Regions from separate parts of the Homo sapiens genome. Here region 2 is linked to region 1. Evidence: chromatin loops called from intact Hi-C (ENCODE). Cell type or tissue: mammary epithelial cell. All regions are shown on one strand. Region 1 has its middle 29 kb from the start of BHLHE41. Region 2 overlaps SSPN (sarcospan).

Evidence for each region. Hi-C counts contacts between places; a loop is a spot of excess contacts. Peaks named below come from ENCODE experiments on the same cell type or tissue, not always from the same donor. Only the 100,000 strongest peaks of a DNase experiment are listed, where the experiment ranks them.
Region 2: a loop joins it to region 1, with 7 times the contacts of the local background. A loop is called at or near these places in 2 of 110 quality-filtered maps.

Annotation. Positions count from the first base shown.
Region 1 is chr12:26,151,304-26,156,303 of GRCh38, forward strand. It overlaps a transcript of SSPN not described here. Among named protein-coding and RNA genes, the nearest start is that of BHLHE41, 29 kb to the left of the region's middle. In mammary epithelial cell, a CTCF peak has its summit at 2,683; a DNase peak (open chromatin) is centred at 2,328; H3K27ac peaks cover 734 bases.
Region 2 is chr12:26,223,982-26,228,981 of GRCh38, forward strand. SSPN (sarcospan) reads left to right here. Exons shown (of 3, transcript NM_005086.5): 2 at 312-398. The region is part of intron 1 of SSPN-AS1 (SSPN antisense RNA 1); the gene reads right to left. Among named protein-coding and RNA genes, the nearest start is that of SSPN, 31 kb to the left of the region's middle. RefSeq lists an enhancer at 2,267-2,902. In mammary epithelial cell, no CTCF peak of the experiment used is centred here; a DNase peak (open chromatin) is centred at 2,800; H3K4me3 peaks cover 677 bases; H3K27ac peaks cover 1,176 bases.

The DNA.
Region 1 (5,000 bases):
GAAGGAAGTTACAGTTCATTCCAAAATATTTAGATTAGAACTGGCATTATTTCCCTATTTAGATCTCTTCTCAACCATAAAAAAAAAATCACATGCATTGTGTTATTTTTCTCTTGCTGTTACCCAGCACAACTGCCCCCTTAAAATCCTCAATTGGGTCCTAAGCTTTTCTGAGGCACCCTTTCACATACATTTTTTGCTATTGCAATGAAAAACAAATCATTTATTCATTCAACACTAAATACCTAGTGTGTGTCAGGCACTATTCAGAGTTCTTGGGAGTAAATCAGTGAACAAACAGACAAAGCTCCCTGCCCCCATGGAGCTTGCAGTTTAGCTCATGCAGAGGATCTAATTTACCTATGCATGACAAGACCTGACCCTCAGCATGCATAAAGGTTACCGTGGTCCAGGAGGATCTAGTACAAATTTTTTGTAACAGGGCTGCAGAATTTACTAACACACTATGCCACATGTGGAGAAAAAAAATATATCTTAAAATTTTGTCCATACCTGGTCTAATCTTCCTCATGTGCCCCTGCGTGGTAGAAAATAAAAACAAAACAAAGCAACTAGAATTTTTCTCATCCAATGCGGTAATTTAACCATTGCTTTTGGATAATGCTTAGTCCCTAGATTGAAAGAGAGAAGGAGGGGAAAGAGATGTCACACCAGATAATACTTTTGAATCCTGAAAGAAGAATTTCTCAATATTTTGTGCTATTCATAATTCAGTGACTACAAAGACAATACACTTTTAAGTCTAATCTGCATTATTGACATTTCCCTCATCATTTTCTTCATTCTAGGCAATCAACAAAACAGTAAGTGAAGAAGCCCTGATCTGTCACATTTGCTCTTTTCCATGGTGTAAATACTCCCACCGTGGCTAATTTAAAGCAACCGATGTGAGGCCACTGCTTGCAGGAAAGATATGCAGCAGCTTACCATTATGTAATATTTCCACCAAACAGATATGTAACCATCAATAACCTCAAGATCATAGATAACAATAAAAATGTAGTATAAGTAAAACAATTAGGAAGTGATAAGTTTTAGGCATGCGTTACTTTTGCCTAATATAATTTATTTAATTATAAATTTATAACATTTAATTTTTAATAATGGCTATGTTTAGCAACTGTCTTGCAAAATTCCTGAAAATTTAAGAACTGGCTCTTAGAAGTCACTATGTCAGGGTAAAACCATAGTAATTATAAATGCCATCTCTCTTTCCCTTATCACTGTATTTTAATCCAACAGCCAATCATGCAGACTCTACCTCCAAAACATATCTTGACCACTTCCCTACTGCAACAATTGTTCTCATCACCCTCACTGCTCACCTGTATCCCTGCAATAGCCTCTAGTTGTTCTCCCTGGTTCATTCCTTATCTGTGTCTCATAGTCCACTCTCCACACAGGAGGCAGTCATATTTTTAAAATGTATGTACCATATCACTTCCCATCTTAAACCCTTCAACGTCTTCCTGTTGTTCCTAGAAGAAGACTCAAGCTCTTACCATGCCCAGTAAGGGCCTATCTTATCTGGCTGCAGCCTCCCTTCCAACTTCATCTTGCCATTGTCTGACTTAGCACTTCATTCCAGCCATGCTGGCCATCTTTATTTTCCTAAAACACACCTGTTGTGTAGCTGCCTCTGGGCCGTAGCACTTGTTCCCTCTGCCAGGAGTGCTCTTCCCCCACAGCATTCCAAGGCTGGCTCCTTCTCATTGTTCAGGTTCTAGCTGAAGTATCATCCCCTAAAAGAAGTCTGTCCTGTTTTATCTAAAGTAAGCCCCATTGCCCATATCACCACTCTCCGTCATATTCCCTTGTTCTCAGAAACTCAGGCAAATTACTTAGCCTCTAAACCTCAGTTTTCTCATTTGTTAAATGGAAGTGCTGTAGTACACATTTCTCATAGGGTTGTGAGGATCAAACGAGTTAATATATGTAAAGCACTTTGAACCCTACTTGGATCTTATTAAGCACTATCTATGTAAGTTTCGCTGCTAATATTATCATCATCATTTTTATTGAAGTATTATTATAATCTTCATTATTATTGGAGTATTCAAAGTACCTATCACTGTCTAAGAGTATTTTATCTATTTGTTTTCTTATTTCCTTTCTCCTCTCCTGGAATTTGAGCTCCATGAGAGCAGTGACCTTGAATGACTCATGCCCTGCTGTGTTCCATCACCTAGAATAGTGCCTGCCACACACTAAGTACTTAAATATTTTTTGAATGAATGTGTGCATAAATGAATAATGAATAAACAGAAGAACTGGCGGTGACACCATTCTGAGCCTTGGTTTATTTTTAGAAAATGTGATTACAGAGGCTTGCAGTCAGTGTGGTTGGAAGGGCACAACCGTTTTTGTAGGTGGTGGAACTTCTGGACTCTTGTTGCATGTCTGCAAGGTCTTCCACGAATTCTGGGTTCTGGTCCTTCTTGAGTGCTGAGTAGCTGATATCCCAGTGGTCCCAATCATCAGGAATATTGTGGGTGTGCTTAGCTCTCATAGTAAAGTCTAAGTTGGGAGAACTAGTACCTTATGGTCCCTCCTGATGGATGAGCCCAGAAACAGAACTATGAGCTACGATTCCTGAAGCAGCCAAAGGCAAGGAAGTCCAGTGCCTCTGAACATTTGTTCTGCTCAATGAAAGAACTCAGTCATGGGGTACCCCTTGTGGAAAAACTTGGAGTAGCCTCAGAAAGACTTTCATCCTTTGCTTTTGTAGTGGTTACATTTAGAGCAGATATGTGCAAAAAAACCTATGGCAAAAACCTTATCTTGGGCATATTTCTCTTGAACCCGAGCAGTTGCTCAAAAAGGTACTATGAAAAGGCCCATTTCTATATTTTTCACTTTTCATTTAGGTCCCTGATATGTCAAAAGATGACAGGGTTCATGAAGATTTTCTGTAACTCACCCTCGGTTGATCTGGAATACCAAGCTGCTTTACTCTACAGTGAGCTTTTTGAGGACAGACCATGTGTGTTATTCACCATTGCACAGAGTACCTAGCTCAGAGCCTTGCACTGAGCAACAACCTATAGATGCAAGATAGATTTCCATGTTCAGATCAACACTGCATTAGAGTATGACACCTGAAATCTTAGCAGCAGGGCCTTGGTGAAACTCTGTAGAGTTTCAGGGGGATCCTCCCTGCCTCCTTCACCAATTCCTCTTAAGGGGCACTAAGCAGAAAGGAGACAGGCTTTGGAATCAGACAAATGTGGCTTCAGGTTCTGGCACTAGTTAAATGACTTAGGGAATGACTAATTAAGGGACTTTGGGGAAGTTACTTAACCTTTCTAATTTATAAAATGGGAATAAAATGGTACCTATAAAGATTAACTGAGATAAGTAGGTAAACATTTCAGCTGAGAACCCAGTATCTACTGTACATTCGATTATTGTTAATATGAATCTTCTGGAGTGTTTTCTGTTTGTGTATGATCAGAATGCAGATTAAGGGGCAGAGAGGTCTAGGGCAGAGTAGAATTGGGCCCAGTAACATGGTGCCACATCAGATCCTGGACCAGAATTATATGAGAAAGTAGTGGGGTTTGGGCCCAGGGTTTGAGGGATGGTGATGGTAGTGTATGGTGAGGAAGCTGGGCATGACAGTGTAATGACAGAGAAAACAATCTGTGGAGCTCAGGATAGATTAATTTTTATAATGGGAAACTGTATTAGGAGTGATATCTAGATCTCTATCAGACTACTAGAGGACATCTATTCTTTATTGAATATCGACTTTTTAGGGGAAAAAAAGCAAAACCATGTTCTATGAATATCAAATGAGAAGAACTTGTCAGTTGGCTGCTTTTAAAGTTACAACTAGTGTATTCGTGGTATACAGAAAGGCCATTGGGTAACACCTCTTTCTTCTTAAATTGGGTAAATGAAATAATAGTGAATCACAAGTTAAAGTTACTTGTCCAGACTAATCAGGGAAAGGTGAATTAGAAGATGAGAGGGTGAAAATTAAAGAAGAAACAATTACCAACACAGAAAGGAGGGCCGCAGATGACAAAGATGGGAGCACGTATCTGAAAATGGAAGGGGATGGTGTTGTGGACAGAGGAAAAGAGCGAAAGATCATCAAACCTTCAACAACATAAAAGTGACCCTCACGTTACCCTTAAATGGTAATGGCACACAACCTGAAAGCCTCAAAAGCAATAGGTATATTAACATTTAAAAAAGAGTCTTTAGGCACCTCAGTAATAGACTGATGACCACTGGTTGGTTTTGTTAATATGTGTGTAGGCCAGAGAGTAATTTGGCGGAAAGAGGAAGAGTTAATCTGAAAGAGGAAATTTGAAGTTAGAAGAACATGAAGGCAAATCATTCATGATAAATGTGAAGGAAAGAGCAAGATTTAATAATGAATCAGGGGGACAAAAAATAGAGCTAACATTAATGGCCACTTATTGCACATGAAGCCCACTTTGCTAAGCTTTTCCCAGGTACCATTGCATTGTTACCACAGCAACCTGTGCGGTGAGCCCTGTTGTTAGCCCCAGTGAACAGGGCAAGTCAGAAGTTTCCTTGTGATAGAGCTGGCAGGTAGAGGATCTGAGTTCTGAATCTCACCTCTCTCAGACAAAAGCTCCTGTGTGTAACCATTCAGCTGAAGTGCTTGCTCAAAGGGCTGAGAAAAGATGATGAAGAAGATTGGGAGGGGATTGAGAAAGAAAAGTTCAAAGAACTTTGATGGTAAAGAATCTTAGAATGAAAGTAAGACATGACAAAGAACAAAAGGAAGAAAGCATATCTAAAGGAGTAAGAAAATTAATATTTTTTGGCCACCTTATGTGATTAAGATGCACAAATATAATCTCCTTTAGTTCACACCAGAACTCCGTGAAGTAGACATGACTTCCGTTTACACAGATGAGGAGATACAAGTTCAGAGAAGTCACCGTTAATCACGTAGCTCACAAATACCAGAGCCAGGATTAGAACCGCTGTCTGCAGCG
Region 2 (5,000 bases), 73 kb after region 1:
CTTTCACCGGATTGTAAACTGATGAACACTGAGTAAACTTTATTCATCGTCATATACTCTGAAGGATCTTGTATAGCACCTGGCATATCAAAAGAACTTAGTAAATGCTGGCTAAGTGGAAATCAATTGATTTTTACTAATTTTAAAGTGGTTTTCCACCAGTTGAAAGAAAAACACAGTACATAAAGATAAGTAAAAGAAACGGACAGCTTTATAACATGGATGTGACTGCAGGAAGATACTGAGACTGATGTCATTTGAACGCACAACGTACCCTGATAACATCCTTTCTTCTGTGTTCTCCCTTGCAGGTCTGCTTAGTGGCCTATCTTGGCTTGTTTATGCTTTGTGTCTCATATCAGGTTGACGAACGGACATGTATTCAATTTTCTATGAAAGTAAGTTGTGATTGTTCTTTCTCTTTTATCATCACATAGAAAGAAATCCAAGTACAAAATAAAGGAGTGCCTTCTTAAGGGGTTGCATATCTGATTAGTCTAGAAATTGCATTTTTAGGCAGGCCAAAAAATGTTTTAAGAGGGCATTGATCCAGACCTCAAAGGTAATGCTGATTTTTTTTTTAAGTCTTAATTTCCATGAACTGGGTTGGCCTGGAGGATATGAAGTCTGTCCTTCAGTGCCCTTAAAAGGAATATTGAAAATTCATCAGTTCAACAAAACACTTGGCCAGAAAAAAGGTATCTCTTTCAGTGCCCACTTCCATATCTCGGGGGTTATTTGGGATATTTTAATAATGAAGCAGTCTAAGTGTATTTCCTCTTGTAGGTGGGATCACTGAGACAGAAAAAGTACATTGGGCGCATCCAAATGCTCTGTGCCAAGACTCTCAGGGCAAAGTGGGGGACGGGTGATGGGATATGCGTGGTTTGGCAAGCGTGTGTGTCTTTCATTTGTGTGTATCTTTTTTCTGTTAGGGACAGTGCATTTGGCTGGAGCCAATTCAAGTACACAGCATTTTCACTGCACAACAGAATCTACTCCAAAGGGAAGCAAAGACACTACCTTTCAGAGTATAAGGACATAGACATAGAACTTAGCAATCAGAGCTAGTAGAAAGCAAATTCCTTCATTTTCTCTCAACTACTATAGCAAATAATACAAAGCTATCTTTAATCTTTTTTTTTTTAATTTGGTCCACTAACATTGTTTTTTCTTCTACAAGAAAACATATAAAAACTGGATTTTTTTGTTCACTACAATGAGAAAACATCAGACATAAAAGTAAGTGAATGACATTATTTGAAAGTTACTAAGGTGAAAAAAATAAGGTGTGTTGGAAGATTCCAGTATAATTGAAGCTGTTGACATAAAAAAGCAAAGGGATGATATCTTTTAAAATCATGCTATAAAAAGTAATTAATAGATACAAACATTTACATTATAATAACTAATTTTAAAAAGCTGGTTACACAAAATGTATGATATTATCCTACAGAAAAAATAAAAGCTCTTAATGAGCATAGAAAATACAATTATCTATGAGTGGTGGGATTATATTTGCATTTTGCAGTTTTTCTCTAATTTTGAAATGTTCTCCAATAGTTATAACTTTTCTAAGTAAACAGTTAATAGATACTACTTTTTTAAATGATGAAGTTAGAATTTTGGTGGATATGCCTTCATTTGGAAATTATACTTTTCTGTCTGAGGACTTTCCTTGAAAGAAGGCCAGATAGAGTAGACATCAGTCTATGTTTACTATTTGTTTGGAGAGGTTTGACTAAACAGCAAGGCTTGGTGATTAAAAAAAAAAAAAAAAAAAAAGCCAGAAAGCTTAGTAAGAAATGGCCTGTTAAATTACAAGAACTTCATCCAGTAGCTGAAGAACACCCCAAACTAGGTTTTTATTAGTTTATGTGAAATACCCTCATTTTCCCCCCAGATGATCCCAGAAAACAGCAGAGTCAAAAGCATCAGCTTAAGAGAGACCCCAATGCCATCTCAGCATCTGCACCTTAGTTAAAATAGGGAGTAAGAGAAAAAAAATAGAAAAAAAAAAAAGTCACTGCCAATGTCAGCCAGGTTGAGGATTCCCCACTAGGAAGATCTCATTAGCTACCTCTTTTTTTCCACCCGTGACAGGCATTGGCAAATACTGAGGCACTTTCCTCTTCTCCTGAACGTGACCTTTCTTGATGCTTGCTGCTAGCTCTCTAAGGTTGCATGCTACATTATCTTCAGGTTGAAAGTGAGCTTCAGCCCATCTCCAGATTTTCCAATGACACAACAGGGGACAGCTGACTTCCCTTATGCTTCTCACACTACTGGGGGGGCGAAGGCATAACATGCATCTTCATAGGGCGTTTCTCATCAGCATAGCCGCATTTTGGTGCCCCCATCTCGGGACCCTGGCCTAAGCTTTGTTAGAGGATTTATTTCCTCCTGTTGAATGCCCAGATAGCCAGGACAAGCAAACGGGCCATGATGACAGTCTCATTGTAGTCCACACGTGCACACACACGCACCCTCCCTTTCGCTTAGAGAAAATAGCCACGGGCTCTTTTTTTTTTCTCAAGCTGGGACAGCCCTCTGGGGGTTCGGGGATTGGGGGTAGGGTCCCTTCGCAGGCCCTCGATGCCACCAGCGCGTTCCTTTTTCCTCCCTGGGCTTTGCCTCTCTGCCTCTGGGCTTGGCTGGGCATCGGCTGCAGGTCGCGCTTCCTGCCTTTCCTAGTGGCCTGACTTTCTCAGGGCTCCCCTGGAGGTTCGGAAACGTGTCGGGGGCATGTGCCTGCGGAAACATTCCAGGGCACGTTCCCTCCTGCCCACATCCAGGAGGCCCCTGGGCTGCTTGCGGCAGCCTCCTCCCGAGCAGTGCGCTGCAGAAGGGCCCTTCCCGTTCAGGCCACCGGGGAAGGTAATTAAATTGGAGCAGAAACACCCTCCTCCCGAGGTCACCGAACGTGAAAGCTGCAGGCCGGGTACCAATTAAAGGCAGCGAGCGAGCGGAGACGCGCCCGGGCGCTGCTGTTACATAAGCGCCCGGGGCCACCGCGCCTCCGCCCGCTGCGCAGCGCCGGGCTGATGGGCTGACACCCGCAAGACAGATGCCTCCCGCGCCGGGCTTTTATCAAGATATATTTGCTCGGATTCTCAAGGTCATCGTAAACACTCTTCCTTATAGTGTATTCGTGCCATGTAGGTAAAACAAGCCACTTGATTTTAAATTACAGATTCTAACCCAGAAGCTTGTTGCTGTCAGATGAGTTAAAAGCCATGAAGGAAAAATGCCACAGCGCTGCAGATAAAGCCTGCAGGCTTTAGGGGGGATCGAGTATATATTTATGTCTTAAAATGGATAAGAAACTTGATTCCGTGGCTTTCTCTAGTTTACTTGGCCTGATGCTTTCCGGAGTGGGAGAAGCCGAGTCACTAAAGTGTGAGATAGATACGCACGATATAAATTTATTCATACTCAGAGAAGCTAAGGGGCATGGTTTTTCTTTATGTTCTCTTTGGGTTCTAGCATAAACGGTTTAATTAAAATTGAGCAACCACTGTGTTTGTGTAAATGTTTACATCCTTCCTACAAGCCAAGAATGCATTGTTACTCCCACATGACAAAATAAGACAAAAGCAGTCGAATTAATATCCTCAGTCCTCAGAACTGGCAGCTCTTTCCATCCCTACTAATTTGCTTATTATTTCACAAATACTTAAATAGGCTCCTGTATACCAGACGCTGTTCTAAGTTCTTTACAGACATCAACTCTTTTGATCCTTGTAATTATCCTGTGAAGTAGGTGCTATTATGATCATCATGCCAAGTTTACAGATGAAGAAGTACAGGTGCACAGGGATTGATGAATTTGCCCAGGGACCATGGCTAGTGAGGGGAGAACCTGACTCCCTGGTTCACGCTGTTAATCATCAGCCAGTACTGCTGCGCACTTGTTAAATGGTCTTGGGCACATCTTTTAATCTCTGAGCCAAAAAGTCATCTTTTAAAAATAGACAAAATTCCCATTTTCAGCAAATGGATTTTTGTGACTATCATGAATGAGTAAAATCTTTTTCAACTATTTGAATTATTTGCAGATTGAGAATGAGGGATTATTGTCATTGCTTCAAGATATTGCCCAACAAATGTTACAGAAAATTGCTATCTAAGGAGCTTGGTGCGGTGGCTCATGCCTGTAATCTCAGCACTTTGGGAGGCTGAGTCAGGAGGATCACTTGAGGTCAGGAGTTCAAGACCAGCCTGGGCAAAATGGTGAAACCCTGTCTCTATCAAAAAAAATACAAAAATTAGCTGGGTGTGGTGGCACACACCTGTAGTCCCAGTTACTCAGGAGGCTGAGGCATGAGAATCGCTTCAACCCAGGAGGCAGAAGTTGCAGTGAGCTGAGATCAAGCCACTGCACTCTGTCTCAAAAAAAAAAAAAAAGAAATTGCTATTTAAGGATGTATGTATGTTAGAGGTAGGAAGGTTATCACAAGACCCCCGCCCCCAACTTCCATCCATTGTTGGTGATAAAACAGGTAGAGAAAACTCCATTTGGGGCCATTCTACTAAGCAGATGACTACCAGGTGGGAAATGATCACTTTAACCTGGGCCTTCCCTGGTTAAAATCATAGATATACCATTGTTCCCAGAGCAAACTGTTCCCAGTTCTCTGCTGGCTGTACTGGGAATACAGCTACGATGGGTACACACACACACACACACACAGAACATGGTCAAGACAGTTTAATTTGGCTCTTGGCACCAAGAGTTTGAAGTCAGTAATCAAGCCTGAATATTTCAGAACAACCCAGAATTGTTCAAATATTCTTCCCCATTGGTTCTACAAAATAAATCCATATTTTTAGGCTAAAAACTCCAATTTTTGCATAAAATGTAGTCACTGAAAATATTGAGGGCCAGACGAAGTGGTTCACGGCTCTAATCTCAATACTTTGGGAGGCTGAGGTGGGAGGATCACTTGAGGCTTGGAGTTTGAGACCAGCCTGGGCCACATAGCAAGACTCCATCTCTT